Linked DNA regions of Homo sapiens: region 1 is linked to region 2. The links are chromatin loops, found by intact Hi-C in ENCODE. Cell type or tissue: CD14-positive monocyte. All regions are shown on one strand. Each heading gives the region's core, and the rest is flanking DNA. Links, peaks and the distances in the headings are about the cores only. Region 1 has its middle 11 kb from the start of HBB. Region 2 holds the start of OR52A1 (olfactory receptor family 52 subfamily A member 1).

Evidence for each region. A loop is a pair of places that touch in the nucleus more often than their neighbours do. Peaks named below come from ENCODE experiments on the same cell type or tissue, not always from the same donor. Only the 100,000 strongest peaks of a DNase experiment are listed, where the experiment ranks them.
Region 1: a loop joins it to region 2, with 5 times the contacts of the local background. A loop is called at or near these places in 3 of 110 quality-filtered maps.

The regions. Positions count from the first base shown.
Region 1 is chr11:5,208,038-5,224,859 of GRCh38, reverse strand. No RefSeq gene overlaps it. Among named protein-coding and RNA genes, the nearest start is that of HBB, 11 kb to the left of the region's middle. RefSeq lists enhancers at 1-209, 1-880, 1-1,080 and a silencer at 1,333-1,541. In CD14-positive monocyte, for the core only: no CTCF peak of the experiment used is centred there; no DNase peak of the experiment used is centred there.
Region 2 is chr11:5,145,334-5,162,155 of GRCh38, reverse strand. It overlaps OR52A1 (olfactory receptor family 52 subfamily A member 1), which reads left to right and starts at 7,399. Exons shown (of 2, transcript NM_012375.3): 1 at 7,399-7,709; 2 at 9,466-15,332. The coding sequence starts at 9,787. The coding sequence ends at 10,725. RefSeq lists enhancers at 5,599-6,312, 9,844-10,890, 3,135-15,002. In CD14-positive monocyte, for the core only: no CTCF peak of the experiment used is centred there; no DNase peak of the experiment used is centred there.

The DNA.
Region 1 (16,822 bases), core at 5,731-13,730, 60 kb before region 2:
GGACTGGGCTTAGTATGAAAAGTTAGGACTGAGAAGAATTTGAAAGGCGGCTTTTTGTAGCTTGATATTCACTACTGTCTTATTACCCTGTCATAGGCCCACCCCAAATGGAAGTCCCATTCTTCCTCAGGATGTTTAAGATTAGCATTCAGGAAGAGATCAGAGGTCTGCTGGCTCCCTTATCATGTCCCTTATGGTGCTTCTGGCTCTGCAGTTATTAGCATAGTGTTACCATCAACCACCTTAACTTCATTTTTCTTATTCAATACCTAGGTAGGTAGATGCTAGATTCTGGAAATAAAATATGAGTCTCAAGTGGTCCTTGTCCTCTCTCCCAGTCAAATTCTGAATCTAGTTGGCAAGATTCTGAAATCAAGGCATATAATCAGTAATAAGTGATGATAGAAGGGTATATAGAAGAATTTTATTATATGAGAGGGTGAAACCCTCAAAATGAAATGAAATCAGACCCTTGTCTTACACCATAAACAAAAATAAATTTGAATGGGTTAAAGAATTAAACTAAGACCTAAAACCATAAAAATTTTTAAAGAAATCAAAAGAAGAAAATTCTAATATTCACGTTGCAGCCGTTTTTTGAATTTGATATGAGAAGCAAAGGCAACAAAAGGAAAAATAAAGAAGTGAGGCTACATCAAACTAAAAAATTTCCACACAAAAAACAAAACAATGAACAAATGAAAGGTGAACCATGAAATGGCATATTTGCAAACCAAATATTTCTTAAATATTTTGGTTAATATCCAAAATATATAAGAAACACAGATGATTCAATAACAAACAAAAAATTAAAAATAGGAAAATAAAAAAATTAAAAAGAAGAAAATCCTGCCATTTATGGCAGAATTGATGAACCTGGAGGATGTAAAACTAAGAAAAATAAGCCTGACACAAAAAGACAAATACTACACAACCTTGCTCATATGTGAAACATAAAAAAGTCACTCTCATGGAAACAGACAGTAGAGGTATGGTTTCCAGGGGTTGGGGGTGGGAGAATCAGGAAACTATTACTCAAAGGGTATAAAATTTCAGTTATGTGGGATGAATAAATTCTAGATATCTAATGTACAGCATCGTGACTGTAGTTAATTGTACTGTAAGTATATTTAAAATTTGCAAAGAGAGTAGATTTTTTTTTTTTTTTAGATGGAGTTTTGCTCTTGTTGTCCAGGCTGGAGTGCAATGGCAAGATCTTGGCTCACTGCAACCTCCGCCTCCTGGGTTCAAGCAAATCTCCTGCCTCAGCCTCCCGAGTAGCTGGGATTACAGGCATGCGACACCATGCCCAGCTAATTTTGTATTTTTAGTAGAGACGGGGTTTCTCCATGTTGGTCAGGCTGATCCGCCTGCCTCGGCCACCCAAAGGGCTGGGATTACAGGCGTGAGCCACCGGGCCTGGCCGAGAGTAGATCTTAAAAGCATTTACCACAAGAAAAAGGTAACTATGTGAGATAATGGGTATGTTAATTAGCTTGATTGTGGTAATCATTTCACAAGGTATACATATATTAAAACATCATGTTGTACACCTTAAATATATACAATTTTTATTTGTGAATGATACCTCAATAAAGTTGAAGAATAATAAAAAAGAATAGACATCACATGAATTAAAAAACTAAAAAATAAAAAAATGCATCTTGATGATTAGAATTGCATTCTTGATTTTTCAGATACAAATATCCATTTGACTGTTTACTCTTTTCCAAAACAATACAATAAATTTTAGCACTTTATCTTCATTTTCCCCTTCCCAATCTATAATTATATATATATATATTTTAGATATTTTGTATAGTTTTACTCCCTAGATTTTCTAGTGTTATTATTAAATAGTGAAGAAATGTTTACACTTATGTACAAAATGTTTTGCATGCTTTTCTTCATTTCTAACATTCTCTCTAAGTTTATTCTATTTTTTTCTGATTATCCTTAATATTATCTCTTTCTGCTGGAAATACATTGTTACTTTTGGTTTATCTAAAAATGGCTTCATTTTCTTCATTCTAAAATCATGTTAAATTAATACCACTCATGTGTAAGTAAGATAGTGGAATAAATAGAAATCCAAAAACTAAATCTCACTAAAATATAATAATGTGATATATAAAAATATAGCTTTTAAATTTAGCTTGGAAATAAAAAACAAACAGTAATTGAACAACTATACTTTTTGAAAAGAGTAAAGTGAAATGCTTAACTGCATATACCACAATCGATTACACAATTAGGTGTGAAGGTAAAATTCAGTCACGAAAAAACTAGAATAAAAATATGGGAAGACATGTATATAATCTTAGAGATAACACTGTTATTTAATTATCAACCCAAAGTAGAAACTATCAAGGGAGAAATAAATTCAGTCAACAATAAAAGCATTTAAGAAGTTATTCTAGGCTGGGAGCGGTGGCTCACACCTGCAATTGCAGCACTTTGGGAGGCCTAGACAGGCGGATCACGACGTCAGGAGTTCAAGATCAGCCTGGCCAACATAGTGAAACCTCATCGCTACTAAAAATATAAAAACTTAGCCTGGCGTGGTGGCAGGCATGTGTAATCCCAGCAATTTGGGAGGCTGAGGCAGGAGAATCGCTTGATCCTGGGAGGCAGAGGTTGCAGTGAGCCAAGATTGTGCCACTGCATTCCAGCCCAGGTGACAGCATGAGACTCCGTCACAAAAAAAAAAGAAAAAAAAAAGGGGGGGGGGAGCGGTGGAGCCAAGATGACCGAATAGGAACAGCTCCAGTCTATAGCTCCCATCGTGAGTGACGCAGAAGACGGGTGATTTCTGCATTTCCAACTGAGGTACCAGGTTCATCTCACAGGGAAGTGCCAGGCAGTGGGTGCAGGACAGTAGGTGCAGTGCACTGTGCATGAGCCAAAGCAGGGCGAGGCATCACCTCACCCGGGAAGCACAAGGGGTCAGGGAATTCCCTTTCCTAGTCAAAGAAAAGGGTGACAGATGGCACCTGGAAAATCGGGTCACTCCCGCCCTAATACTGCGCTCTTCCAACAAGCTTAACAAATGGCACACCAGGAGATTATATCCCATGCCTGGCTCAGAGGGTCCTACGCCCATGGAGCCTCGCTCATTGCTAGCACAGCAGTCTGAGGTCAAACTGCAAGGTGGCAGTGAGGCTGGGGGAGGGGTGCCCACCATTGTCCAGGCTTGAGCAGGTAAACAAAGCCGCCTGGAAGCTCGAACTGGGTGGAGCCCACCACAGCTCAAGGAGGCCTGCCTGCCTCTGTAGGCTCCACCTCTAGGGGCAGGGCACAGACAAACAAAAGACAACAAGAACCTCTGCAGACTTAAATGTCCCTGTCTGACAGCTTTGAAGAGAGTAGTGGTTCTCCCAGCACATAGCTTCAGATCTGAGAACAGGCAGACTGCCTCCTCAAGTGGGTCCCTGACCCCCGAGTAGCCTAACTGGGAGGCATCCCCCAGTAGGGGCAGACTGACACCTCACATGGCTGGTACTCCTCTAAGACAAAACTTCCAGAGGAATGATCAGGCAGCAGCATTTGCGGTTCACCAATATCCACTGTTCTGCAGCCACCGCTGTTGATACCCAGGAAAACAGCTTCTGGAGTGGACCTCCAGTAAACTCCAACAGACCTGCAGCTGAGGGTCCTGACTGTTAGAAGGAAAACTAACAAACAGAAAGGACATCCACACCAAAAACCCATCTGTACATCGCCATCATCAAAGACCAAAGGTAGATAAAACCATAAAGATGGGGAAAAAGCAGAGCAGAAAAACTGGACACTCTAAAAATGAGAGTGCCTCTCCTCCTCCAAAGTAACGCAGCTCCTCACCAGCAATGGAACAAAGCTGGGCAGAGAATGACTTTGACGAGTTGAGAGAGGAAGGCTTCAGAAGATCAAACTACTCCAAGCTAAAGGAGGAAGTTCGAACAAACGGCAAAGAAGTAAAAAACTTTGAAAAAAAATTAGATGAATGGATAACTAGAATAACCAATGCACAGAAGTCCTTAAAGGACCTGATGGAGCTGAAAACCAAGGCAGGAGAACTACGTGACAAATACACAAGCCTCAGTAACCGATGAGATCAACTGGAAGAAAGGGTATCAATGACGAAAGATGAAATGAATGAAATGAAGCATGAAGAGAAGTTTAGAGAAAAAAGAATAAAAAGAAACGAACAAAGCCTCCAAGAAATATGGGACTATGTGAAAAGACCAAATCTACATCTAATTGGTGTAGCTGAAAGTGATGGGGAGAATGGAACCAAGTTGGAAAACACTCTGCAGGATATTATCCAGGAGAACTTCCCCAATCTAGCAAGGCAAGCCCAAATTCACATTCAGGAAATACAGAGAACGCCACAAAGATACTCCTAGAGAAAAGCAACTCCAAGACACATAACTGTCAGATTCACCAAAGTTGAAATGAAGGAAAAAATGTTAAGGGCAGCCAGAGAGAAAGGTCGGGTTACCCACAAAGGGAAGCCCATCAGACTAACAGCTGATCTATCGGCAGAAACTCTACAAGCCAGAAGAAAGTGGGGGCCAATATTCAACATTGTTAAAGAAAAGAATTTTCAACCCAGAATTTCATATCCAGCCAAACTAAGCTTCATAAGTGAAGGAGAAATAAAATCCTTTACAGACAAGCAAATGCTGAGAGATTTTGTCACCACCAGGCCTGCCCTACAAGAGCTCCTGAAGGAAGCACTAAACATGGAAAGGAACAACTAGTATCAGCCACTGCAAAAACATGCCAAATTGTAAAGACCATCAAGGCTAGGAAGAAACTGCATCAACGAGCAAAATAACCAGCTAACATCATAATGACAGGATCAAATTCATACATAACAATACTCACCTTAAATGTAAATAGGCTAAATGCTCCAATTAAAAGACACAGACTGGCAAATTGGATAAGGAGTCAAGACCCATCTGTGTTCTGTATTCAGGAAACCCATCTCACGTGCAGAGACACACATAGGCTCGAAATAAAAGGATGGAGGAATATCTACCAAGCAAATGGAAAACAAAAAAAGGCAGGGGTTGCAATCCTAGTCTCTGATAAAACAGATTTTAAACCAACAAAGATCAAAAGAGACAAAGAAGGCCATTACATAATGGCAAAGGGATCTATTCAAGAAGAAGAACTAACTATACTAAATATATATGCACCCAATACAGGAGCACCCAGATTCATAAAACAAGTCCTGAGTGACCTACAAAGAGACTTAGATGCCCACACAATAATAATGGGAGACTTTAACACCCCACTGTCAACATTAGACAGATCAACGAGACAGAAAGTTAACAAGGATATCCAGGAATTGGACTCAGCTCTGCACCAAGCAGACCTAATAGACATCTACAGAACTCTCCACCCCAAATCAACAGAATATACATTCTTTTCAGCACCACACCACACCTATTCCAAAACTGACCACATAGTTGGAAGTAAAGCTCTCCTCAGCAAATGTAAAAGAACAGAAACTATAACAAACTGTCTCTCAGACCACAGTGCAATCAAACTAGAACTCAGGATTAAGAAACTCACTCAAAACCACTCAGCTACATGGAAACTGAACAGCCTGCTCCTGAATGACTACTGGGTACATAACAAAATGAAGGCAGAAATAAAGATGTTCTTTGAAACCAACGAGAACAAAGACACAACACACCAGAATCTCTGAGACACATTCAAAGCAGTGTGTAGAGGGAAATTTATAGCACTAAATGCCCACAAGGGAAAGCAGGAAAGATCTAAAATTGACACCCTAACATCACAATTAAAAAACTAGAGAAGCAGGAGCAAACACATTCAAAAGCTAACAGAAGACAAGAAATAACTAAGATCAGAGCAGAAGTGAAGGACATAGAGACACAAAAAAACCCTTCAAAAAAATCAATGAATCCAGAAGCTGTTTTTTTGAAAAGATCAACAAAATTGATAGACTGCTAGCAAGACTAATAAAGAAGAAAAGAGAGAAGAATCAAATAGACGCAATAAAAAATGACACGGGGTATCACCACTGATCCCACAGAAATACAAACTACCGTCAGAGAATACTATAAACACCTCTACGCAAATAAACTAGAAAATCTAGAAGAAATGGATAAATTCCTCGACACATACACTCTGCCAAGACTAAACCAGGAAGAAGTTGTATCTCTGAATAGACCAATAACAGGCTCTGAAATTGAGGCAATAATTAATAGCTTATCAACCAAAAAAAGTCCGGGACCAGTAGGATTCATAGCCGAATTCTACCAGAGGTACAAGGAGGAGCTGGTACCATTCCTTCTGAAACTATTCCAATCAATAGAAAAAGAGGGAATCCTCCCTAACTCATTTTATGAGGCCAGCATCATCCTGATACCAAAGCCTGACAGAGACACAACAAAAAAAGAGAATGTTACACCAATATCCTTGATGAACATTGATGCAAAAATCCTCAATAAAATACTGGCAAACTGATCCACCATGATCAAGTGGGCTTCATCCCTGCCATGCAAGGCTGGTTCAACATACGAAAATCAATAAACATAATCCAGCATATAAACAGAACCAAAGACACAAACCATATGATTATCTCAATAGATGCAGAAAAGGCCTTTGACAAAATTCAACAACGCTTCATGCTAAAAACTCTCAATAAATTAGGTATTGATGGGACATATCTCAAAATAATAAGAGCTATCTATGACAAACCCACAGCCAATATCATACTGAGTGGACAAAAACTGGAAGCATTCCCTTTGAAAACTGGCACAAGGCAGGGATGCCCTCTCTCACCACTCCTATTCAACATAGTGTTGTAAGTTCTGGCCAGGGCAATCAGGCAGGAGAAGGAAATAAAGGGCATTCAATTAGGAAAAGAGGAAGTGAAATTGTCCCTGTTTGCAGATGACATGATTGTATATCTAGAAAACCCCATTGTCTCAGCCCAAAATCTCCTTAAGCTGATAAGCAACTTCAGCAAAGTCTCAGGATATAAAATCAGTGTGCAAAAATCACAAGTATTCCTATGCACCAATAACAGACAAACAGAGAGCCAAATCATGAGTGAACTCCCATTCACAATTGCTTCAAAGAGAATAAAATACCTAGGAATCCAACTTACAAGGGATGTGAAGGACCTCTTCAAGGAGAACTACAAACCACTGCTCAATGAAATAAAAGAGGATACAAACAAATGGAAGAACATTCCATGCTCATGGGTAGGAAGAATCAATATCGTGAAAATGGTCATACTGCCCAAGGTAATTTATAGATTCAATGCCATCCCCATCAAGCTACCAATGACTTTCTTCACAGAACTGGAAAAAACTACTTTAAAGTTCATATGGAACCAAAAAAGAGCCCACATCACCAAGGCAATCCTAAGCCAAAAGAACAAAGCTGGAGGCATCACGCTACCTGACTTCAAACTATACTACAATGCTACGGTAACCAAAACAGCATGGTACTGGTACCAAAACAGAGATCTAGACCAATGGAACAGAACAGAGCCCTCAGAAATAATGCCGCATATCTACAACTATCTGATCTTTGACAAACCTGAGAGAAACAAGCAATGGGGAAAGGATTCCCTATTTAATAAATGGTGCTGGGAAAACTGGCTAGCCATATGTAGAAAGCTGAAACTGGATCCCTTCCTTACACCTTATACAAAAATTAATTCAAGATGGATTAAAGACTTACATGTTAGACCTAAAACCATAAAAACCCTAGAAAAAAACCTAGGCAATACCATTCAGGACATAGGCATGGGCAAGGACTTCATGTCTAAAACACCAAAAGCAATGGCAACAAAAGACAAAATGGACAAACGGGATCTAATTAAACTAAAGAGCTTCTGCACAGCTAAAGAAACTACCATCAGAGTGAACAGGCAACCTACAAAATGGGAGAAAATTTTTGCAATCTACTCATCTGACAAAGGGCTAATATCCAGAATCTACAATGAACTCAAACAAATTTACAAGAAAAAACAAACAACCCCATCAAAAAGTGGGCAAAGGATATGAACAGACACTTCGCAAAAGAAGACATTTATGTAATCAAAAAACACATGAAAAAATGCTCATCATCACTAGCCATCAGAGAAATGCAAATCAAAACCACAATGAGATACCATCTCACACCAGTTAGAATGGCGATCATTAAAAAGTCAGGAAACAACAGGTGCTGGAGAGGATGTGGAGAAACAGGAACAACTTTTACACTGTTGGTGGGACTGTAAACTAGTTCAACCATTGCGGAAGTCAGTGTGGCAATTCCTCAGGAATCTAGAACTAGAAATACCATTTGACCCAGCCATCCCATTACTGGGTACATACCCAAAGGATTATAAATCATGCTGCTATAAAGACACATGCACACGTATGTTTATTGCAGCACTATTCACAATAGCAAAGACTTGGAACCAACCCAAATGTCCAACAACGATAGACTGGATTAAGAAAATGTGGCACATATACACCATGGAATACTATGCAGCCATAAAAAATGATGAGTTCATGTCCTTTGTAGGGACATGGATGAAGCTGGAAACTATCATTCTCAGCAAACTATCACAAGGAGAATAAACCAAACACCGCATGTTCTCACTCATAGGTGGGAATTGAACAATGAGAACACATGGACACATGAAGAGGAACATCACACTCTGGGGACTGTTATGGGGTGGGGGGCAGGGGCAGGGATAGCACTAGGAGATATACCTAATGCTAAATGACGAGTTAATGGGTGCAGCACACCAACATGGCACATGTATACATATATAACAAACCTGCATGTTGTGCACATGTACCCTAAAACTTGAAGTATAATAATAAAAAAAAGTTATCCTATTAAAACTGATCTCACACATCCGTAGAGCCATTATCAAGTCTTTCTCTTTGAAATAGACAGAAATTTAGTGTTTTCTCAGTCAGTTAACATTCCTTCAACTAGATTAGTTGTGACAAAATTTCAGGCCTTGCTCAACTCTAACCTCAGTCTCTCCATATATTTCTGAGAGTCTTCCTTCTTATTTGTTTATAAGAATTTAGTAAATGGCAATATTGAGAAGTAGAAAATTTTGGAGACTTGTTTTTCATGAACCAGAACAATCTCAAAGCAGCAATACTAAACAGGAGCCAAGCCTAGAATAAAGTTGAATTTCTGGAATCAACAAGCTAGGGGAAAGTCTCCCATTAAGTCAAATATTTGACAACTGGGAGGTCAAGTCAGAGGTGAAAAATGATTAAAGATAACAAGAGGTCTGAAAACAAAGTGACCAATTAAAATAAAAAGAAAGAGCCAAGCTGGGCACAGTGGCTTGCATCTGTAGTCCCAGTAACCCAGGAGGCTGAAGTGATAGGATCACTTGAGCCCAGGATTTCAGGGTTGCAGTGAGCAATAATGACACCACTGCTCTCTAGCCTTGGTGACTGAGATCCTGTCTCTGAGGAAAAACAAACAAACAAGCAAAAAACAAACAAACAAACACACAGATATTAAGAACATAGAAGTTTTGTTACGGTGATGATATTCTCCAACACAGGTCTGAACCCCTTGCAGTGCCTCGGGGCTGTTTCTCCAGTGGATTCTTGGGTTCTTCACATCTTCTCAACTTTGTGAAAAGATATTCATCCAAAGGTCTCACCTGTCTTATTCAGAGCTTGGATTTTGGACTAGCTTTTTCTATTTCTTGGGATTCTCTAGAGCCATATATTCAGATATAACACAGATATAACCAAAAGAAGCAAAGGAGGCATCACAGAAGGGGCTTTGTATTCTGGGGAGGGGGACATAGAGTTGAGAGAAATACAGGAATTTATAGGACTCTACTCAAAGAGCCCTCAAATAAAGTACGGCTAGTCTTCTTTGCCTAAGACAATGAGCAGTCCAGGAAGTTATCCATTTCTTTTAGATTTTCTAGTTTATGTACATAGAGATGTTCATAGTAGTTTTTGATGATTATTTGTATTTCTGTGGGGTGAGTGATAATATTCCCTTTTTCATTTCTAACTGTGCTTATTTGGATCTTCTCTCTTGTCTTCTTTATTAGTCTAGCTAGTGATCTACCTTATTAATTTTTTCACAAAACCAGCTCTTGGACTCATTAATCTTTTGAATGGTATTTTGTGTTTTAATATCCTTCAGTTAGCTTTGATCTTGTTTATTTCTTGTCTTCTGCTAGATTTAGGGTTGGTTTGCTCTTGGTTCTCTGGTTCTTTTAGTTGTGACATTAGGTTGTTAATTTGAGGGCTTTAAGACTTTTTGATGTGGGCATTTAGTGTATAAATTTCTCTCTTAACACTGTCTAAGCTGTGTCCCAGAGATTCCGGTATATTGTATCTTTGTTCTCATTAGTTTCAAAGAACTATTTTATTTTTGCCTTAGTTTTCATTATTTACCCAAAATTCATTCAGGAGCAGGTTGTTTAATTTCCATGTAATTGCATAGTTTTCAGCTATTCATTAGTCTTGAAATCTATTTTTATTCCTCTGTGGTCTGAGAGTGATTGATATGATTTTTTTTTTGCATTTGCTGAGGATTGTTTTAGGTCCTCCCAAGGCTGAACCAGGAAGAAATCAATTTCCTGAAGAGATCCATGATGAGCTCTGAAAATGATTCAGTAATAAATAGCCTATCAAACAAAAAAAGCCCTGGACAATATGATTCACAACCAAATTCTATCAGATGCACAAAGAAGAGTTGGAAAAATTCCTACTGAAGCTACTCCAAAAAATTGAGGGGGAGGGATTCAACCTCAGCTCATTTTATGAGGCCAGCATCATCCTGATACCAAAACCTGATAGACACACAACAACAAAAAAAGAAAACTTCAGGCCAATATCCTTGAACATTGATGCAAAAATACTAGCAAGCCAAATCCAGCAACACATCACAAAGCTAATCCACCTCAATCAAGTAGGCTTTATCCCTGAGAAGCAAGATTGGTTCAGCATATACAAATTGATAAATGTGATTCATCATATATACAGCACTAAAAACAGAAACCACATGATCATTTCAATATGTGCAAAAAAAGATTTTGATAAAATTCAACTTCACTTCATGTTAAAACCTCTCAACAAACTAGCTATTTAAGGACATGACCTCAAAATAATATGAGCCATCTATGACAAACCCACAGCCAACATCATACAGAATGGGCAAAACCTGGAAGCATTCTTCTTGAAAACTGGCACAAGACAAGGATGCCCTCTCTCACCACTGCTATTCAGTATAGTACTGGCAGTCCTGGCCAGAGCAATCAGGCAAGAGAAGGGAATAAAGGGCATCCAAATAGGAAGAGAGAAAGTCAAAGTATCCCTGTTTTCTGTATCTAGAAAACACCATAGTCAAGGCCCAAAAGCTCCTTCAGCTGATAACTTCAGCAAAGTTTCAGGATATAAAATCAATGTACAAAAATCACTAGCATTCCCATACATCAACAATAGCCAAGCCTAGAGCCAAATCAGGAAGTCAATCCCATTTACCGTTGCCACAAAAAGAATAAAATACCTAAGGATATATCTAACCAAGCAGTTGAAAGATCTCTACAATGAGATTTACAAAACACTGCTCAAAGAAATCAGAGCTGATAGAAACAAATGGAAAAACTTTCCATGCTCATGGATAAAAAGAATCAATATTGTTAAAATGTCCATACTGCCTAGAGCAATTTACAGTTTCAAAGCTATTCCTATCAAACTACCAATGACATTCTTCACAGAACTAGAAAAATACACTTTAAAGTTCATATGGAACAACAACAAAAAAAGTCCAAATAGCCTAGGAAATCCTAATACTCACAGGTGGGAATTGAAAAATGAGAACACTTGGACACAGGGTGGGGAACATCACACACCGGGGCCTGTCGTGGGGTGGTAGGAGAGAGGAGGGATAACATTAGGAGATATATCTAATGTAAATGACGAGTTAACGGGTGCAGCACACCAATATGGCACACGTATACATATGTAACAAACTGCACAGGTACCGTAGAACTTAGAGTACAAAAAAAAAAAAAGAGAAAAAGAAAAAAGCTGGAGATAATACATTGCCTAACTTCAAACCATACCACAGGGCTACAGTAACCAAAACAGTGTGGTACTGTTACAGAAAAGACACACAGACAAATGGAACAGAATAGAGAGCCCAGAAATAAGACCACATGCCTACAACCATCTGATCTTTGACAAAGCTGATAAAAACAAGCAATGAGGAAAAGACACCCTATTCAACAAGTGGTGTTGGGATAACTGACTAACCGTATGTAGAAGATTGAAACCAGACCCCGTTCTATATCATATACACAAATAAACTCAAGATGGATTAGAGACTTAAATGCAAAACCCAAACTATAAAAATGCTTGAAAGCAACCTAGGCAATACCATTCCGGACATAAGCAGGGGCAAAGATTTCATGACAAAGATGCCAACAGTCATTGCAGCAAAAGCAAAAATTGACAAATAGGATCTAATTAAAATAAAGTTTCTGCACAGCAAAAGAAACTATCAACTGAGTAAACAACCTATAGAATGGGAGAAAATTTTTGCAAACTATGCATCCAACAAAGGCCTAATATTCAGAATCTATAAGGAACTTAAATGAATCTACAAGAACAAAACAAACAATGCCACAAAAAATGGGTAAAGGACATGAACAGACAGTATTCAAAAGAAGACATACATGTGGCCACCAAGCATATGAAAAAAGCTCAGTGTCACTGATCATTAGAGAAATGCCAATCAAACCCAAAATGAGATACTATCTCACATCACTTAAAATATCTATAATTAAATAGTCAAAAAATAACAGATGTGGGTAAGGTTGTGGAGAAAAGGGAATGTTTATACACCATTGGTGGCAATATAAATTAGTTCGACCATTGTAGACAGCAGTGTGGCAATTCCCTAAAGACCTAAAAACAGAAATACCATTTAACCCAACAATCCTATTATTGAGTATATACCTAAAGGAAAATAAACCATTCTATCACAAAGACACATGCACACCTGTGTCCATTGCAGCATAATCACAATAGCAAAGACATAGAATCAACCTGAAGGCCCATTAGTGGTATACCGATAAAGAACATGTACATATACACCATGGAATACTATGTGGCCATAAAAAAGAATGAGATCATGTCCTTTGCAGGAACATGGATGGAGCCGGACACCATTATCCTTAACAAACTAATGTAAGAACAGAAAACCAAATACTACATATTATCACTTACAAGTAGGAACTAAATGATGAGAAAACATGCACACATAACGGGAACAAAAGACACTGCAGCCTAATTGAGTTTGGAGGGTGGGAACGGGGAGAAGAGCAGAAAAAGTAACTATTGAGTACTGGGAGATGAAATAATCTGTACGACAAACCCATGACATGTGTTTAGCTATGTAACAAACCATCGTGAGTCTTTAGCAGTTCTTTCCTCCCATTTTATTCTTCCTTGCTCCTCTTTCCACCTATTAGTCACATATCTTTTTATAGTTATAATCAGCTTGTTTTTAAGTCTAACAAAATGTTGTTTTATGCGCATTATGAAAGTAATTTAATGATTCTCTGTCCTTCTTTGTAATTTGATTTTATGCAACAAGCATTTATTGTGTTCCTATATAGTAAATATAAAAACTGTATATATGTTGGAGGTAAAAAATAATGACAATGTAATTTTTGCCCTCAAAATAATGTGAGCAATTTAGTCCTATGGCTCCTATTTGTTAAAGACATTCAGTTACTTCTGACAACCTGAATTGTTAATTTCTTTCTTTCTAGCTCTCTTTTTTTTTTTTTTGACAGGGTCTCGCTGTGTTGCCCAGGTTGGAGTGCAGTGGTACAATCTTTGCTCACTGCAATCTCCCCCTCCTTGGCTCAAGATATCCTTCCACCTCAGCCTCCCAAGTAGCTGGGACTACAGGCACGTAACACCATATTCGGCTACTTTTTAAAATTTTTTGTAGAGAGGGGTTTCTCCATGTTGCCCAAGCTGGTCTCCAACTCCTGAGCTCAAATCGTTCTCCCTCCGGCCTCGGCTGTGATTACAGGTGTGAGCCACTGTGCTTGGCCCAGACAACATGAACTGTTACTGTTATTTTCTAATCCTTCGAGGAACTCAAGTCCTATCTTGAAAACTAATTCAAAAGGTACTAACGAGATTAGGAAGTGCCCCGAGAGAGTGCATAGAGGAGAGGGTAGAAGTAAAGCTGGGTTTGCTTTGTTAGTGAAGGAATAAAATGCATCAGAGGGCCGACCTTCTCAGCCTCTGATAGGCCCTGAGCTGGGAGCTGCTAAGCCATCCTGCAGAGCAAGTGGGAGAAACAGAGGGCATTAGGTCAGACTTGGCAGATTCTGCTCCTTTTTCCCTTCCCTTTTCCCCATCCACTTGCTCATTCTGGATGGCAGGATTAGGCTTTATATTTCCCTACCATATTAGCTTGTGCACTTAAAGGAAGTTTAGATAGCCTTGACTCCATGGGGAAAAGGAAAAAGTACATTTAGTGGGGTGTGGGACTGTTGGATTATTAGATGTCTTGCATTTCTCTCATTCTGTTCCAGTTGAGGCCAGCTTGCTTCCCACTAGAAGAATAACTGTTCTCTTTATACAATTCCTAGTCAAGTAGGGGCAAAAAGTATTTTCATTTATTATTGTTTTTCTGGGATGTAGCCAGGAGCAATTTAAACTTGCTGGAGTGCAATTTCTTCAACTACAAATGAGAATAATAATAACAGGTCTACGAACTAATTGTAATAATACAGAACTAAATGTAAATATACAAAGGATAAATTCAAAATCTGGGCACATGCAGGCTGCTATAAGAGAAAACATCTATGATATTATAGGTTGACCAAATGACATTAAATTATAGTGGGGAGGTAAACAGGTTGGCAGTGTATTTTAAAGTTGAACATATGCATATTTTATGACCTAGCAATTTACAGAATATATATACAAAAATATATAAGAATCTTCATAGCAGCAATTTATATTATAGCCAAAAGCTAGAAGGTACTCAAATATCTATCAACTGTGGAGTCAATAAATATATTGTGGTATATACATAAAATAGAATGACATTCAGAAATGAAAAATCAACTACAGTCATACACTAGTATGAATGCAATTCACAAACATAATATTGAATAAAGTCAGACATAAGCAACACAGTATAATTCAATGTATACACACTTTTAAAAAAAGGGACATGAGTCAATCGTGATAAAAATGAATTATATCAGGATAATTATTAACTTTGGAGACAATTAGTGGAATGATAAAGAGTGAGCATATGTTTACTCTTTAATTTCCTATCTTATTAGTTGTTACATGGGTGTGTTCACCTTCCAAAAGTTAATTCAGCTGTGCATGTATAATTTGTGTACTTTTATATATGCATGCTGTACTTAAAATATTAAAATAAAAACTAAATTTAGAAACTAAACAATGGAAAAAAGTCAGACCATTTCTTTGCATTTCAAGAAGTGCATACTAACTGAGATATTACATTCTTAAATGGCTTTAGTCAATTAGGCTTTAAATTTCACCACTATATAAACATTTGCTTCTAAATCTAGGTAGACTGTCTTAACTTCCTGAAGAAGAGGGAAGAAATAATGAAAAAAGGAAAATAACAGAAATACCTAGAGGAGGGAAATAAAAAGCCTAGGAAAGCAACATGAAAAGATGGTGCTCTCTGGTACATCCTGTGCTTCCTGAGATGTTGTTATTCGTCTTTTACACACACTGTCTTGGGATGGGCATTAAGGTGTTGTAGCTACTCAGCTAGTAAGTAGCTGAGCTAAGATTCTTTCAATTCCAAAGTCAGCAGTGTCTTCACTACATGGTACTATGTCAAGAAAGAGAAACTCCACTAAAAAGAACTTCATTGCTCTCTGTTAGGGATACATTAACATTTTGGGACATGAAAAAAAAATGTTACAATAGCTTACAGGTCACCTCCACTTATATGACCTATGGACCTCTTAAACTCAGCGAGTTGAAAAGATAGTAAATTATCCTCCACTTCTTTCAGTTTCCTCTAATGCTTCCAAACTTGATGAATGGTTCACTCAGATTTCCAAGACAAAATTTTGTCAATCATTTTTGCCTTTACTCTCCACTCTCTTCTATCCCTTATATATATTTAATAATCAATTTCTCACAACTAGAATTATTATCATAAATACTGATAGCTTTTGAGTGGCAGATAATGAGCCGTTTTTATATATTATCATCATACCAACAATATTTTTAAAAATTGTGCAGCTAAGTGTTGAGCTAAAAATTATATACCTAAGAAATGACAAAACCAAGATTTGAAACCAGTTCTCACTGACCAGAAGATCATTCTTTCAGCTAAGGAGCTAATTACTGCGTTCCTTCATAGTTTTTTTTTTTCCTCTCAGGTATTCCCTGAAATATGCATTTTCTTGGTCCTACTCTACTCAAATTTCAAACCACTATTATTTCATGCCCTTCAATAACTTCTAACCGGTTCTATTTTCCTATTTGTGTCTTGCAACATGGGATAATAGGTTCTGGCATGAGACAGCCCGGGCTCTACTCTCAGGTCCATAAGTTAATAGCTTTGTTTTGAGGATAAGTTACTTCTCTATGCCTTACATTCCTCAATAATAAATTAAGAGCTATAATGGAATCTACTTTATAAATTTCTTATAGTGAGTAAATTAACATAAATTCCTTCGAAAAATGACAAACCAAATAAGTTCCCAGTAAATATTAACTTTTTATCATGATGATCATGGTGATATTAATAATAAAACTAAAATTATAATTTTTTT
Region 2 (16,822 bases), core at 2,836-10,835:
CCACATTATTCCTGATACCACACCTGACCCCCATGATTGTATCTCTCTGATCCACCTGACATTCACCCCATTTCCCCATATTTCCTTCTTTCCTTCTTTCCTGTTCCTCACCCTGATCACACTTGATTTATTGATGGCCGTTCCACCAGGCCTAATAGCCACACACCAGCAAAGGCAGGCTATGCTATAGTACAAACCACTAGCCTGCCTCTTCGAACCTCTCATTTCCTTTCCATCGTAGAAATCTATCCTCAAAGAAATAACTTCTCAGTGTTCCATCTGCTATTCTGCTACTCCTCAGGGATTATTCAGGCCCCCTCCCTTCCCTACACATCAAGCTCGAGGATTTGCCCCCACCCAGGACTGGCAAATTAGATTTACTCAACATGCCCTGAGTCAGATAACTAAAATACCTCTTAGTCTAGGTAGACACTTTCACTGGATAAGTAGAGGTCTTTCCTACAGGGTCTGAGAAGGCCACCGCAGTCATTTCTTCCCTTCTGTCAGACATAATTCCTCAGTTTAGCCTTCCTACCTCTATACAGTCTGATAACAGACCAGCCTTTATTAGTCAAATCAGCCAAGCAGTTTTTCAGGCTCTTAGTATTCAGTAAAACCTTTATATCCCTTACGGTCCTCCGTCTTCAGGAAAAGTAGAACGGACTAAATGTCTTTTAAAAACACACCTCACCAAGCTCAGCCACCAACTTAAAAAGGACTGGACAATACTTTTACCACTTTTCTTTCTCAGAAGTCAGACCTGTCCTCAGAATGCTACAGGGTACAGCCCATTTGAGCTCCTGTATAGATTTGCCTTTTTATTAGGCCCCAGTCTAATTCCAGACACCAGACCAACTTAGAATGTGCCCCAAAAAAACTTGTCATCCCTGCTATCTTCTGTCTAGTCATACTCCTATTCACCATTCTCAACTACTCATACATGCCCTGCTCTTGTTTACACTGCCGGTTTACACTGTTTTTCCAAGCCATCACAGCTGATATCTCCTGGTGCTATCCCCAAACTGCCACTCTTAACTCTTGAAGTAAATAAATAATCTTTGCTGGCAGGACTATGTTGAATCTCCTTAGGCACTCTTTAATCAGATGTCCTAGGTCCTCCCACTTCTTAGTCCTTTAATACCTGTTTTTCTCCTTCTCTTATTCCATTTGGTTTTTCAATCCATACAAAACCGTATCCAGGCCATCACCAATAATTCTACATGACAAATGTTTCTTCTAACAACCCCACAATATCACCCCTTACCACAAAATCTTCCTTCAGCTTAATCTCTCCCACTCTAGGTTCCCACGCCGCCCCTAATCCCGCTCGAAGCAGCCCTGAGAAATATCGCCCATTATCTCTCCATACCATCCCCCAAAATTTTCGCTGCCCCAACACTTCAACACTATTATGTTTTATTTTTCTTATTAATATAAGAAGACAGGAATGTCAGGCCTCTGAGCCCAAGCTAAGCCATCATGTCCCCTGTGACCTGCAGGTACACATACAGATGGCCAGTTCCTGCCTTAACTGATGACATTCCACCACAAAAGAAGTGAAAATGGCCTGTTCCTGCCTTAACTGATGACATTGTCTTGTGAAAGTCCTTCTCCTGGCTCATCCTGGCTCAAAAGCTCCCCTACTGAGCACCTTGTGACCCCCCACTCCTGCCCGCCAGAGAACAACCCCCCTTTGACTGTAATTTTCCTTTACCTACCCAAATCTTATAAAACAGCCCCACTCCTATCTCCCTTTGCTGACTCTCTTTTCGGACTCAGCCCGCCTGCACCCAGGTGATAAAAAGCTTTATTGCTCACACAAAGCCTGTTTGGTAGTCTCCTCACAGGGATGCGCATGAAACTGAATAACCAATGAGTCACTAAAGAAATTAAGAAGGAAATTTTAAAACTTCTTGAAACAAGTGAAAATGGAAATACAACATACCAAAACCTACAGGATATGGCAAAAGCAGTACTTAGAGGGAAGTTCATAGCAATAAACACCTATATCCAAAAAAGTAGAAAGGCTTCAACTAAGCAACCAAACAATGTACCTCAAGGAAATAGGAAAGCAAGAACAAACCAAATGCAAAATTAATAGAAGGGGAGAAATAAGAAAGATCAGAGAAGAAACAAATGAAATTGAGACCAAAAAATACAGAAAATCATTAAAAACAAACAGTTGCTTTCTTGGAAAGGTAAACAAAATCAACAAAACTTTAAGAAAAAAGAGTCAAATAAAATTAGAAAATGAAAAAGAGGATATAACAATTGAGACCTCAGCAACACAAAGACTCATTAGATACTATTATGAACAACTGTATTCCAACAAATTGGAAAATCTAGAATAAATGGATAAATTCCTGGACACATACAGCCTAGCAAGACTGAAGCATGTAGAAACAGAAAACCTCAATAGAACAATAATGAATAACAAGATTAAAGTTGTAATATAAAGTTTCCTATTAAAGAAAAGCCCAGGACTCGATGGGCTACCAAACATTTCAAGTAGAACTAATACTAATCGTACTCAAATTCCTCAAACAAACAAACAAATAAAAACTGAAAAGAAGGGCCTACTTCTAAACTTATTCTATGAGGCAAGCATTACTCTAATATACCCAAACCAGACCAGGACACAACAACAAATGCACCTCAAAGGAGGTACAGTAGGAACATACCTCAAAATAATAAAAACCATATAGGACAAACCAAGTGCTAACATTATGCTGAACAGAGAAACATTGAAGGCCTTTCCTCTAAGGACTGAAATAAGGCAAGAATGCTCACTTTCATTGCCATTATTTAACATAATATTGGAAGTCTTGGAAAGAGAAATTCAGGAAGAGAAAGAAAGTGCATCCAAATTGGAAAGGAAGAAGTTAAATTAGCCTAGTTTGTAGATGACATGATCTTATACTTAGAAAAAACCTAAAAACTTCACTAAATACTATTAAAACGATTTAAAAAAATCAATAAAGTTACAGGATATGAAATAAAAATACAAAATCAGTAGCATTTCATATATAAAAAGTTATCAATCTGCAAAAAAAATCAATAAAACAATCTTATTTACAATAGCAATAAAAATATAAAATACCCAGGAGTCAATCTAACCCAAGAAGTAAAAGATCTCTATAAGAAAAATTATAAAACTCTGGTGAAAGAAATAGAAGAGGGCACACAAATAAAATGGAACGATATTCCATGCTCATGAACTAGAAGAATTAATATTAAAATGACAATACTACCCAAAGCAATGTACAGATTCAGTGCAATTTCTGTCAAAATACCAATGGCATTCACAGAAATAGAAAAACAATCCTAATATTTATATGGAACCACAAAAGATCCCCAATAGCTAAAGCAATCCTGAGCAAAAAGAACAAAACCAAAGCTATCACACTATATGACTTCAAAATCTACTACAAAGCTACAGTAGCCAAACAGCACAGTACTGCATAAAGACAGACATACAGCCCAATGGAACAGCATAGAGAACCCAGATGCAAATCCAGGCACTTAACAACCAAGTCATCTTTAACAAAGGCATCAAGAACATAAAAATAGGAACAAATGGGCCAGGTGCAGTGGCTCACACCTGTAATCCCAGCACTTTGTGAGGCTGAGGTGGGGGGATCACGAGGTCAGGAGTTCAAGACCAGCCTGACCAACGTGGTGACACTCCGTCTCTACTAAAAATACAAAAATTAGCCAGGCATGGTGGGGCGCTCCTGTAATCCCAGATACTCAGGAGGCTGAGGCAGGAGAATCGCTTGAACCTGGGAGGCAGAAGTTGCAGTGATCCAAGATTGTGCTGCCACTGCACTCCAGCCTGGGCAACAGTGAGACTCCATCTCAAAAAAAAAAAAAAAAAAGGTACAAACAGTCTTTTCAAGAAACAGTGCTAGGAAAACTGGATATCCATTTGCAAAAGAGTAAAATCGGACCCCTATCTCTCACTATATACAAAAATCAAATCAAGATGGATTAAAGACTTGAATCCAATACCTGAAATTATGAAACTACTGGAAGAAAACAGTGGGGAAACCCTCCAGGGCATTCATTGATTTGGGCAAATACTGTCTATGAGACTTCAAAAGCACAAATAACCAAAACAAAAATAGACAATTGGGATTGTTTGAAGCTCTGCACAGCAAAGAAAATAATAAAGTGAAGAGACAACCCAAAGAATGGGAGAAAATATTTGCAAACTATATATTTTACAAGGAATTGATAACCAGAATATGCAAGAAACTCAAGCAACTCAACAGAAAATAAATAAATAAATAAATAATGGCCAAAAGACCTGAATAGATATTTCTCAAAAGAAGCCATACAAATGGCCCAGAGGTATTTGAAAAAATGTTCAATATCACTAATCACCAGATAAATCAAAACCACAATGTGATATCATCTCACCTTAGTTAAAATAGCTTATAACAAAACAAAAGGAAATAACAGATGCTTGTGTGGATGTGGACAAAGGGAAACCCTCTTACACTGTTGGTGGGAGTACAAATTGGTACAGCAATTATGAAGGACAGTATGGAGATTTGTCAAAAATGTAAAGTAGAACTACCATATGATCCAGCAATATCACTCCTAGGTATATACCCTTAAAAGAATAAATTAGTATGTCGAAGATATATCAGTACTCCCATCTTTATTATAGCACTATTCACAAACGCCAAGATTTGAAATCAACTGATGTATTCGTCAACAGATAAATGGATAAAGAAAATAATACACACACACACACACACACACACACACAATGGAATATTATTCAACCATAAAAAAGAATGAAATATTATCAATTACAGTAACATAAATGGTACTGAAAGCAATTACGTTAAGTGAAATAAGCCAAGCACAGAAAGAAAAATATCACATGTTCTAACTCGTGTGGAAGTTAAAAACGTGGATCTTATGAAGACAGAGAGTAGATTGGTAGTTACCGGCGGCGGGAGGGAAGAAAGGAATGAGAAATCAAGCAAAAAAACCCTCCCACTCTCTCTCTCTCCCTCTGTGTGTATGTGTGCATATGTATGTATGTGTATATATATATAAAAATGTGAATATGTATGTATACATATAAATTTGTATATATATGTATGTATGTATTACCACTGAACCGTACACTCAAAAATGGTAAAGATGGGCTGGGTGCGGTGGCCAATGCCTGTAATCTCAGCACTTTGGGAGGCCAAGGCAGGTGGATCATGAGGTCAGGAGTCCAAGACCAGCCTGACCAACATGGTGAAACCCTGTCTCTACTAAAAATACAAAAAATTAGCCAGGCGTGGTGGCAGGCGCCTGTAATCCCACCTACTTGGGAGGCTTGGGCAGGAGAATCGCTTGAACCTGGTGGGGGCGGAGGTTGCAGTGAGCCAAGATCCTACCACTGCACTCCAGCCTGGATGACGGAGCGAGACTCCGTCTCAAGGAAAAAAAAAAAGTAAAGACGGTAAATTACGTATGTATATTTTACCTTAATAAAAATAAATTTAAAAAATATTCAGTAGGCCGGGTGCAGTGGCTCACGCCTGTGATCCCAGCACTTTGGGAGGCGGAGGCGGGTGGATCACGAGGTCGCGAGATCGAGACCATCCTGGCTAACACAGTGAAACCCCGTCTCTACTAAAAAAATACAAAAAATTAGCCGGGCTTGGTGGCGGGTGCCTGTAGTCCCAGCTACTATGGAGGCTGAGGCGGGAGAATGGCGTGAACGCGGGGGGCGGAGCTTGCAGTGAGCAGAGATCAGGGGCCACTGCACTCCAGCCTGGGCGACAGAGAGAGACTCTGTCTCAAAAAAAAGAAAAAAAAAATTTAGTAGACTAGCTAAAAAAATCCAGAGATAGTTATTGATGCATATGTAAAAGTCTTCCAATATTTACAAGTACAATGAAAAAAAAATAACCTTGAATTAAGTGTAGAACTCATTGACAATGTTTCAAAGGATGTGAGGGATAAACTAAAATTTGGGCAGTACATGCTGTTCCTGTGTACTTGGAACAGAGGGAGAAAATCTGGGCTGGAAATATTGTTATAGGAGTTAGCACATGAAGGTGACAACTAAATTATTTGGAGTAGATGGAGTCACCAGCACATGTGAATAGTTTTAGAATGAAATGACCCAAGATAGAACTTTGGAGAGCCCCCAAATTTAAATAAAATCAGTATAAGAGAAGAGGAAGAAACCAAATGGTATACTAGTCTAAATTGTTTCTTAGTGACAAAAGAATAACCTGAATATTAGATTAGCTGCCTATATGCTCTCTGAATCAATTTCATTCAACATGCAACAGTACTATTGTTTTATGCTCCTTCACAGAGGAAATTCTGGAAAGAGCACATGGGGTTCCTTGCCTTTTCATCTGTATTCCTTGTTCTCCTGGAAATCCATTATAAATATTCTCCACCATTAGTATGCTTCCTAAATTTGCCAATGTCTAAACATTATATCAAGTGTCTCTTAGCTACATTCAAGAAAGCCTAGAAACCAGCTGTAAAATGTCAAGGAGAATAGTGTCATATGCATAAGTCTTGCTTAGAATTTATCAGATACTTACGTGATAAATGAAATTGTAATGCATAATCCCATTTTACTAATAATTTAAAGGTAAGACTATAATTTTTTTCATTTCATTTAGAATATATAACATCTCACTCATAAATAGTAGGAATATAATGACTGTTTTTTGAAAGAAAAAGAAGGAAGGAAAGTAACAAGGAAGAAAGAGAGAAAAGAGGAAATGGATACCAGTTTACTCAAATGTTCAACAACTTGCTTCCAGCTTTACATTTGTAGGACTTAGAAATGTCCATTATAATTTGTCACTATAAGAATGTTACTTAATTTACTAAAAGATAAAAAAAACTTCAATAAAATAAAATGGGAAGAATGAGACTGAAGAAGACTGAGGAAGTAATTGTGTGGTAAAAAGTAGTTATGAATACAGATTTTTCTTTTCTGAATAAAAAGAGAAAAACCTTGCCTCAGTGAAAATGTCACCAAGATATTTATTTAAATAGGAATTGGCATAGAAACATGTTTGCATTAAATGGGCTTTAGAATTTTGCAAATAGAAATGGCAGAAAAGGAACATAGCTTGTAAAAAAATTTTTTGCATATGAATTATTCTGCATTTAGCCTGTGGGAAAAGAGAAAAAGAGAGAAAGGAGATTTCTGCAAGTGTAGAAATAATTACGGGGATATTAGGTGCCAGTGAACCCAAGAGGGCTGACTTAAAATTTGCTGGGTCCCTCGTGGTTTTGGCTATCAACTAGGAAATCCCTCATTTCATGCTCATAACTCCTCCTACTTCTCCACACATTCATAAAGGAATATTAAATTGGTGGATAGCCACTTTTTTCTCCAATTTGAGCTCAATAAATTCATCCCGTGTTTCAGAATGCTACAGACCTCACTATGAGTTTTACTGGGGGATGAGCACACAAAGATGGTCTGAGACAGACTTCCAGAAGAAGAAGAAGATGTCCGTGTTAGAGATAAATGAAAAGTGTAAAAAGTCATCTGCAAAATGTCCACAGTATATTATATTGGCACATATCCTGGCACCAAACAGAGTAAAATTTATGACATTAGCTGGATGCTGTTACACAGAGTGCAGACAGAAAGTAGAGCCATCACAGAACCCACAACTTAAGGGAATGAAGCTGGAATCCTTGGAGAAGAAAAATTGGTGAGTGATGAATGAAAGTGTTATGAAAAATGGACAATATTCTTCAGGTATCTGGTAAGAGCAAAACCAGCTCTCAATAATAATTGAGGAGTAAGTCTCACGATTCCAAGTTTCCTCTCCATAATTTAATTACCAGCTTCTCCAATAACAATCACTCTATCCAACTAACCAGGAACTTACATACACCACCACCTGCAACCCTGCTATCTGTGCCTGTCAGGTAGTACTCACATGTCAGCTCTTTGGTCTTGAATAAGTCAGACATTGTGATTGCCATTAAAGGATTCTTATTCTAATTGTGATTATCTTTGGAGAAGAAAAAATTTGCCCCTATTAGAAAAAGCCAGTGACTTATGGATGGGAGTGTCATAAAACTAAGCATTGGGGATCAAATCTGTGGAAATCAAAGTATTTAATTGACCTACTAGTTTACGGTAAATGTATGTTAGCTGATACAGCCTCCCTGTCATGAAATGTCCTCTGCTGATTTGGTTCTTTCATTTGAAGTTTAGCAGCAGTTGAACATTTGTTGTTGAATATTTGAGTAAACTTGTATCCATTTCCTCTTTTCTCTTTCTTCCTTGTTACTTACCTTCCTTTTCTTTCAAAAAAAAAAAAAAAAAAAAAGCTGCTTTTTCTTTCAAAGAACAGCTACTTCCTGAATTTCCAGCATATTGGTGACATGAAGCATACGGTTAGCTGATTCATGAGCTTACTGAGATAAAACAACTTTATTGAAGTGTCTAGGAAAGAATGAAGTAACTTTACTTTTCACTGTATCACAAACATTTCTCTAATGTATAGCTTAAAATGTACTGATTCAAAATATGTAATTTTTAGAAAATAACTATTTTGATCAGAGAACTTTTATATAAAGCATAAGAGCCCAGGTTTTTCAGAAAATTCAATCATCAGTGAAATTGAAAAGTGACTAAATTTTCTTTGGTTATTCATAGTGCTTTCCTCAATTTTAGTCTCCCCAAGTTTGTCCTGTCTTCCCTGTCTAGTTCTACATTTGACTTCTTCTAAGAAATCTGTCCTTTAGCTTTTTTATTTTTACTAATTTCTTATGTCAGAGCTCACAAAATTATATAAGCATCTCACCTATATTTCATTAAGAACTAATGAGCCTTTATTGGGCTATATTATGCTAATTATAACTCTGAACATTTTAAAACCAGGAAACTGGACTCTATTCTGGCTAAATGATTCATTTGCCCATTATTCAGTATCTGTGGTTTATCAGGAGCAAGTTCTCTTGCCGTAGGCATTGCTGCTGCTCATCTTGTCCCTTAGCAGTTCCTTCTCTCTAGATATTCCATAAAGTGTATTAAAATTTTAAACTCACAACATTTCAAGAGTTTCAGCTGTTTAAAATATATAGGAAAAAATATAATTCCCTTTAACTTTAAAGAAATATAAAAAGCAACCAGGAGCTTTGGCTCAGATTTGTCAAAAGTATAAAGATTTCAATTATTTCTAAAGCATTCTCTTTACATTATTCTGAATATAAAAAGAAATATATTATGTTCTTGGGTGTCAATTATTTCTACCTCTATTCTCTTTCATTGGGAATCTTTTACACCAATGTACTGGTCAGAGTCTGTTAATTTGCTTGTCTAAAATGTTCTTAAAGAAAATTGGAAATAGTTAAATACTAGAGGAATAGCTGAAATGTGAAATATGGAGAGGTTTATTAACCAAATTAAAATGCAATGTCCAATAAAAATAAACTTCTTTTTTTTTTTGTCCACAGGTCTGGAAAGAAATAACAGACTGGCCAGTAGTCCAATCCCCTGTCCAGGTGATTTTGCTGGTTCTAATGTATTTGGATTGCCATGCACATAACATCCTATTATGGCACAGTGCCTGTGAATGCCCCACCTGAAAACAGTGATGTATCTCCATGAATCCATCTTTTCCTTTCAAAACTGTGAATAAGATGGATGATTTTAGAGTTATACCCAAATCAGACAGACTCAATATAATGAGTTTGGAGAAAATCAGAAAGCAGAAGAGGAACAGTAACACTGACTGAGAAACTTCTTTTGTTTGCATCAGGAGACCCAACGACACTATGTCCATTTCCAACATCACAGTCTACATGCCCTCTGTGTTGACACTAGTAGGGATCCCAGGCCTAGAATCTGTGCAGTGCTGGATTGGGATTCCATTCTGTGCCATTTATCTCATTGCTATGATTGGAAATTCCTTGCTTCTGAGCATCATCAAATCTGAGCGCAGTCTCCATGAGCCCTTGTACATTTTCTTAGGCATGCTAGGAGCCACAGACATTGCACTTGCTAGCAGCATTATGCCAAAGATGCTTGGAATATTCTGGTTTAATGTGCCTGAAATCTATTTTGATTCCTGCTTGCTTCAAATGTGGTTCATCCACACATTGCAGGGTATAGAGTCAGGCATCCTTGTGGCCATGGCCCTGGACCGTTATGTGGCCATCTGTTATCCACTAAGACATGCCAACATCTTCACCCACCAGCTTGTCATTCAGATAGGAACTATGGTCGTACTCAGGGCTGCTATTCTTGTAGCCCCATGCCTAGTACTGATAAAGTGCCGGTTTCAATTTTATCACACAACAGTCATCTCCCACTCCTACTGTGAGCATATGGCCATTGTGAAACTAGCAGCAGCAAATGTTCAAGTCAACAAAATCTATGGTTTGTTTGTGGCCTTCACTGTAGCAGGATTTGACCTCACATTCATCACATTGTCCTACATCCAGATATTTATCACAGTTTTTCGTTTGCCCCAGAAGGAGGCTAGGTTTAAAGCATTCAATACCTGCATTGCTCACATCTGTGTCTTCCTCCAGTTCTACCTCCTTGCCTTCTTCTCCTTCTTCACACATAGGTTTGGGTCTCACATCTCCCCTTATATCCATATTCTCTTTTCTAGCATTTACTTGCTGGTCCCTCCATTTCTCAATCCACTTGTCTATGGTGCAAAGACCACACAGATTCGCATTCATGTGGTAAAAATGTTCTGTTCATAAAATCCACCTTAATTAATGCCTACATGCTTTTTTCTTTTGCAGTAGTAACCATATCAAAACAAAACAAAAAACATATTATTTGAGATGCTGGGTTTGTGAAATCTGCCAGCACAATAGCTGGTTTTAGATCATCATGGCTCATATCAATCAGTGGGATTGTGAATTCTACGTGACTAATGAAAGTGAGAAGTGTGAAATGAGTGAAGTAGTGAATATATATTATTTTTTCTCTTTTATTCTTTAGCCCCTGGTTGAGTTATTCTTCTAAGAATATTTCTCCAGGAGGATTTATAAATTATGCCTTTGTCACTGAATTTAAATGCACCTAAGGCTCGTTGTTCTGAAACATCCAGGGACTCAATGAAAACAAGTTGTTGACTCTCATTTTCTTGATCATCCCTGCCTTAAAAAAAAAAATCAAAGGAAGTACATGTTAACTGTGTTCTTGTCAAAGAAAATCTTATGAATATCAAGAGACAATAAAGCCTAAAAATTTAAATACATTTTCAGAGTCATACAAGGAATTACAGGCACAAAAATTAGAACCAGGTGTTGCATTTGACACATCAATGTTGTTGTTTTTTTTTTTGCTAACCTCAAAATTTACTTCTTTATTAATTCATCATTTTATCAAAAACCTGCAATATTAAAAATACTATACTACAGAATCGTGACATAATAGTAAATCTGGCACAGTGAATAATTCTCATGAGTTTGTACCTATGTAATTCTGGAAAAGAGAGACTGAAAGGAAGAGAGGTGGGGAATGGGCAGGCAAGGGAAAGAAGAGAGAAATAACAAGTGTACACATAGGATGTGGAGTTCAGAGAGAATGAAGCATTGAAATCTAACCAAAGCAGGGGAGTTGCATTTATTGTATTTTGTTTTTTGGTTAGGTAGTTACCTCTGATTCTTGAGGAATGATGGATGAGTAGCCAAGGAAGTAAGAACACATCATGCCAGGTAGATAGTAGAGGAGATTTAAACTAGATAATGTAGTTTAAGGTAACTCTAGTTTTTTCAATATGGTATGAGTGCAAGGTAGAACTTGGGGAGACAAGGAAAATATGAATATCAAAAATGGCTATTAATGTTGTGCAGAGTTGCTGGACTTTATTCCAAAAGCTATAATGTGCCATTGGAGAGTATTCATTTGTTTGCTTGTGTTCTACAAGTAAGACGTGTGTGTGTGTGTGTGTGTGTGTGTGTGTGTGTGTCTGCTTGGGCATGTGGCAGCATACCACACAGCAAATATAAATAAGTCTAGGGCTATTGTGTTAGTGAAGAGGAGGACTATATTGTCTAAAATTAGTGGCATAAGAATTTACGGCTAGTCAATTGTTCTTGAAAAACCTCAGGTCATAGATCATTTTTTTCAAGGTTATGGAAAATATTCACATATGGGCAGATGTCCATACTTTGATTTACCAGATTAAAACCACTGCAAATATAAGAAATATTGGATTGCTTGTCATACACCCACCTGGTGGATCCTCTGGCTTCACGGATTAGGACTTAGCAGATATCCATGGCTGTTGAGAATGATTATAGAGGCTATCTTAAGGGATCTTTTGAGACTGTTTCAAGTTTCAATATCTACTAGAGCTAATTTTATTGGATTACCAATAGGGATGGTTTTTCTTAAGTAACATAATTTTCTCAAAAATAAAATAGCCTCTGATGTTATTTCTTAATATTTTAGCCAGAATTCAGCAAACTTTTACATAAATGGCCAAATAATATATAGCTAAGGCTTTATGGAAAAAGAGGCAAATTCAAGAATATCATGTAGGCATTAATATAACAAGATAGAAAAATGTATGTCCACAAATAATTTTTATGAAATTCAAACAATATTAACAATAATAATTGCATTGTCTTTAATTAAAGAAGGTCTACTAATTAAAATAATAGAATCCATTTTTTTTTTCTACAGAGTAACAAAGTGTAGCTGAAAGTTAGAGTTTCCCCATCACCAAATTGATTACAAATATTCATCTGTAAAAATCATTCTTAACTAGTGGACTATAGAAAACAGGAAGTAGGCCAGGTTTGGGATGTTTAACAATGACCACTTTAAGCAGCACCACCAAAAATATGTGGTAATATAGGTCCAACAAAGAGACACAATGTGAAACTACAACATATTTGCACCATCTCCGAATTTTAATATCTCATAAAATATGTAGTCCAGAGTTCATATTGTTTAATTACTGTAGTCTTCAAATTTCAGGATCAGTCCCAAGCTGAGACTTACTAATAGAAAACAGAAGAAACAAATAGGTCATTACAAGGAAAAGAGGATAACCAGGACCCTCTAACCTCCCACACACTTGGACGGGGACAATTATTGAAAAAAAATCTTTAACATAAAATTGCTTGAAAGATAATAATATTTTTTGTAAGGATAATTTTCAAGAAAGGTTTCTAGAAATCATAAAATTAACTTCCAGGAGATTACATCAATTTCAACAATGACTAAAATAATGTTTGCCTAAATTCTTAACAACACTAGTTATTACCGATATTTACCTTTGACAGTTTGATAGGTGAAATATGATTCCCTTTATAATTAGCATTTAACAAAGAAATATTTGTGCTGCTATCTTCTTTTCCGTTTGTACATTCTTTATGTGAAGTACTTCATTGTTTCCTTTGTTCATTTTTCTAATTTGTGTCCATTTATTTTCTTCTTGAGTTTAAAATTTGATGAGTAAATATTGAATTATTTCCAAGGGCTTTATTGCTCAGGACTTTACCAGAGGATTTCCAATAGGCTATTGGCATTTTCTAGTAGAAGTGACTTCAGGCATAAAGAAGAAAAGAAAAAGTAAAAAGTCTTAACATTGGAGACCTTTGACCTATTAGGAGCAGAACGCTTGGTGAAAAAAAAAAAATGCTTTCAGGCCGGGTGCGGTGGCTCACGCCTGTAATCCCAGCACTTTGGGAGACGGAGGTGGGTGGATCATGAGGTCAGGAGTTCAAGACCAGCCTGGCCAAGATGGTGAAACCCCATCTCTACCAAAAATACAAAAAATTAGATGGGCGTGTTGGGGGGGTGCCTGTAATCCCAGCTACTCGGGAGGCTGAGGCAGGAGAATTGCTTGAACTCGGAGGGCGGAGGTTGCGGTGACCCGAGATGGTGCCACTGCACTCCAGCCTGGGTGACATAGTGAGACACCGTCTCAAAAAAAAAAAAAAAAGATTTCAGGAACTGAACCTTCTAGCTTTTTGCAGCCCTTCATTTAAATGTTCAATTTGGGAAAAATAACTTACAACATTTGGCTCATTTCCACCCTTCTTGGTAGAGAACTGTCCTTTGGCAACAAGCCTTCTATGCTGATATTCCTAAGCGGTCTCCATTTCAATGTGAGAATACATCAATATTACCCTCAATTTATTGTTAAATGGACGACCTTTTGAGATTTGGTTAGCAGGCCTATTTGGCTTTAATACTAAGCTGTATGCCTGTATTTAAACAGTATTAAAAATGCAAGTGATTCCTAGCTACTCCTGAGGCTAAGGCAGGAGAATCGCTTGAACCCGGGAGGCAGAAGTTGCGGTGAGTCGAGATGTCTCCACTGCACTCCAGCCTGGGCGACAGAGCAAGACTCTGTCTCCGAAAAAAAAAAAAAAATACAGGTAATATTTTGTCCTACCACATCTATTTATAATTTCTAAAATTGCTCAGAATTTGTATTAATAAGGATTCTTCACAGTACAAAACCAATAGGTTATGCATACATATATGTATATACACATATATGCAGATATGTATACCTATACATATATATCTGTATCTATGTATCTATATGAGATAGATTAATTTTAAGAACCTGACTCACACAGTTATGAAGGCTGGCAAATCCAAAATCTGCAGGGAGAGCCTATAGGCTGGAGACTCAGGGAAGAGCCAGTGTTGTAATTTAAGTCCAAAGGCAGTCTCCTGGCAGAATTCTCTCTTGATTGGGGCAAGTCAGTCTTTTGTTCTATCCAGGCCTTCAACTGCTTGGAAGGCACATTATAAAGGTCAATATGCTTTACTCAAAGTTTATTAATTTAAATGCCAGTCTCATCCAGAAATACCCACACAGAAACATCCAGAATAATATCTGACCAGAATCTGGGCATTGTGCCCCAATCAAATTGACACATACAACTATTCAGTGTGAAAAAACCAAGGCAGAGAGCAGGTAAGTACAGCACCTCCCCACACCAGAGACTCAACATCATGGTTTACAAGTTACTAAAGAATAATATTGGGACAAAATAAAGCTTGTAGGAATTCATCCACGTTCAACCATTGATGTGCTGATCTCAGTGTTGTAAAGATATCAATTCTCCTTAAATTTAATCTAGAAATGTAGAGTAATCTTAAGCAGAATGCTGTCAGACTTTTCTGGCATAAGTGCAAATGCTTTAAAAAAATATTTAATTAAAGAAGTAAAAACTGAAAGTGAAATGTATGATAGAGTTCTGATAAATACCTCTGCCCTATATTCTAAGATTTCAGATTTAGATGATGACTCTCTAAAGAGTCGAGGATGGGAACAGAGGACAGTAACTGTGGTCGCCTCCATGCAAGGTCTGAGACTAACATACACAATGACAATTGCACAACCTTTATTTGTAGTGAACACAACTTTTTAACATGAAAAATCCTAAGGAATATACAAATACAACAGATATCATGAATTAGTAAGTGAATTTAGCAAGTTTTAATGTAGGAAGTCTATGTAAAAATTGTTTGTAAATCTACATACTGGAATCCAGTAATTAGAAAATAACAATAGTTTGCCATAAAGTGTAAAAACATAAGATACATAATTTATATTTATGCATACAATAAAATACAAGAATTTTACACTGATAATTACAAGACATTGTTGAAAGAAAGGCAAAATCTAAAGAAATAGAGAGCTGTTCCATATTCATGGATTGGAAATCTCATTATTGTTAAAATGTTAATTTCCTTAAAGTCATCTAAAGATTCAAAGCAATCCCAAATATAATCATAACAACCTTTTGTTTGCCATGAATTGAGAAGGTAATTTTATATTTTACATGGGAATTCAAAGGACCTACAGCCAAAGCAATCTCAAAGAATAAATGTTGATTACTGAGAATACCTGACATCAAGACTTACTACAAAATTCTAATAATAAAGACAGTGTGATATCAGCATGAGAACAGCTAATGAAACACAACAGAGAGCCTGTAAGTAAGCCCACATTTGTACAATCCATTGATTTTATACAAAAGTATCAAAGCAATTCAATGGAAAATAGAAAGCCTTTTAAACAAAATTAGATATTCATATATATCTATATATATTTTACAAATATATATATGTTCAATCTAAAAATTTATTTAATACCACACAAAATATAGGATGTATATTTATGGGATAATATAGAAGTGAAAAATAAGGCTTCTAGGAAGAAAAAATCAGAATACCTTAATATATTGAGGATTGGCAAAGATTTCCTTCTTACGACACAGGAAGCAACAAGATATAACCTTATCAACAATTTCGACTACAGCAAAAGTATACTGCTAAGAAAATTAACAAGCAATAAACAGACTAAAATCATGCAAAAAAACTTAAATCTGAATTATATAAGTATTTTTTAAATTTTATATAAATAACTCATAACTCCATGTAAAAGACAAAAATGTGCAAAACATTTTACTAGACACTTCATAAATAAACTAATAAGCTATGCAAAAGTATGGATCATAATTTAGAAAAAAACTTTTTAGTGAGTAAAACTGATTAGTTCATATTTTAGTATTTATATGATGTTCTAGTGTGTCTGGAATTGGTGGGTTCTTGGTCTCACTGACTTCAAGAATAAAGTCGCGGACCCTCGCCGTGAGTGTTACAGTTCTTAAAGGCAGCGTGTCCGGAGTTTGTTCCTTCTGATGTTCAGATGTGTTCGGAGTTTCTTCCTTCTGGTGGGTTCGTGGTCTTGCTGGCTCAGGAGTGAAACTGCAGACCTTCACAGTGAGTGTTACAGCTCTTGAGGTGGCGCGTCTGGAGTTGTTCGTTTCTCCCGGTGGGTTCGGGTCCGGCTGGCTTCAGGAGTGAAGCTGC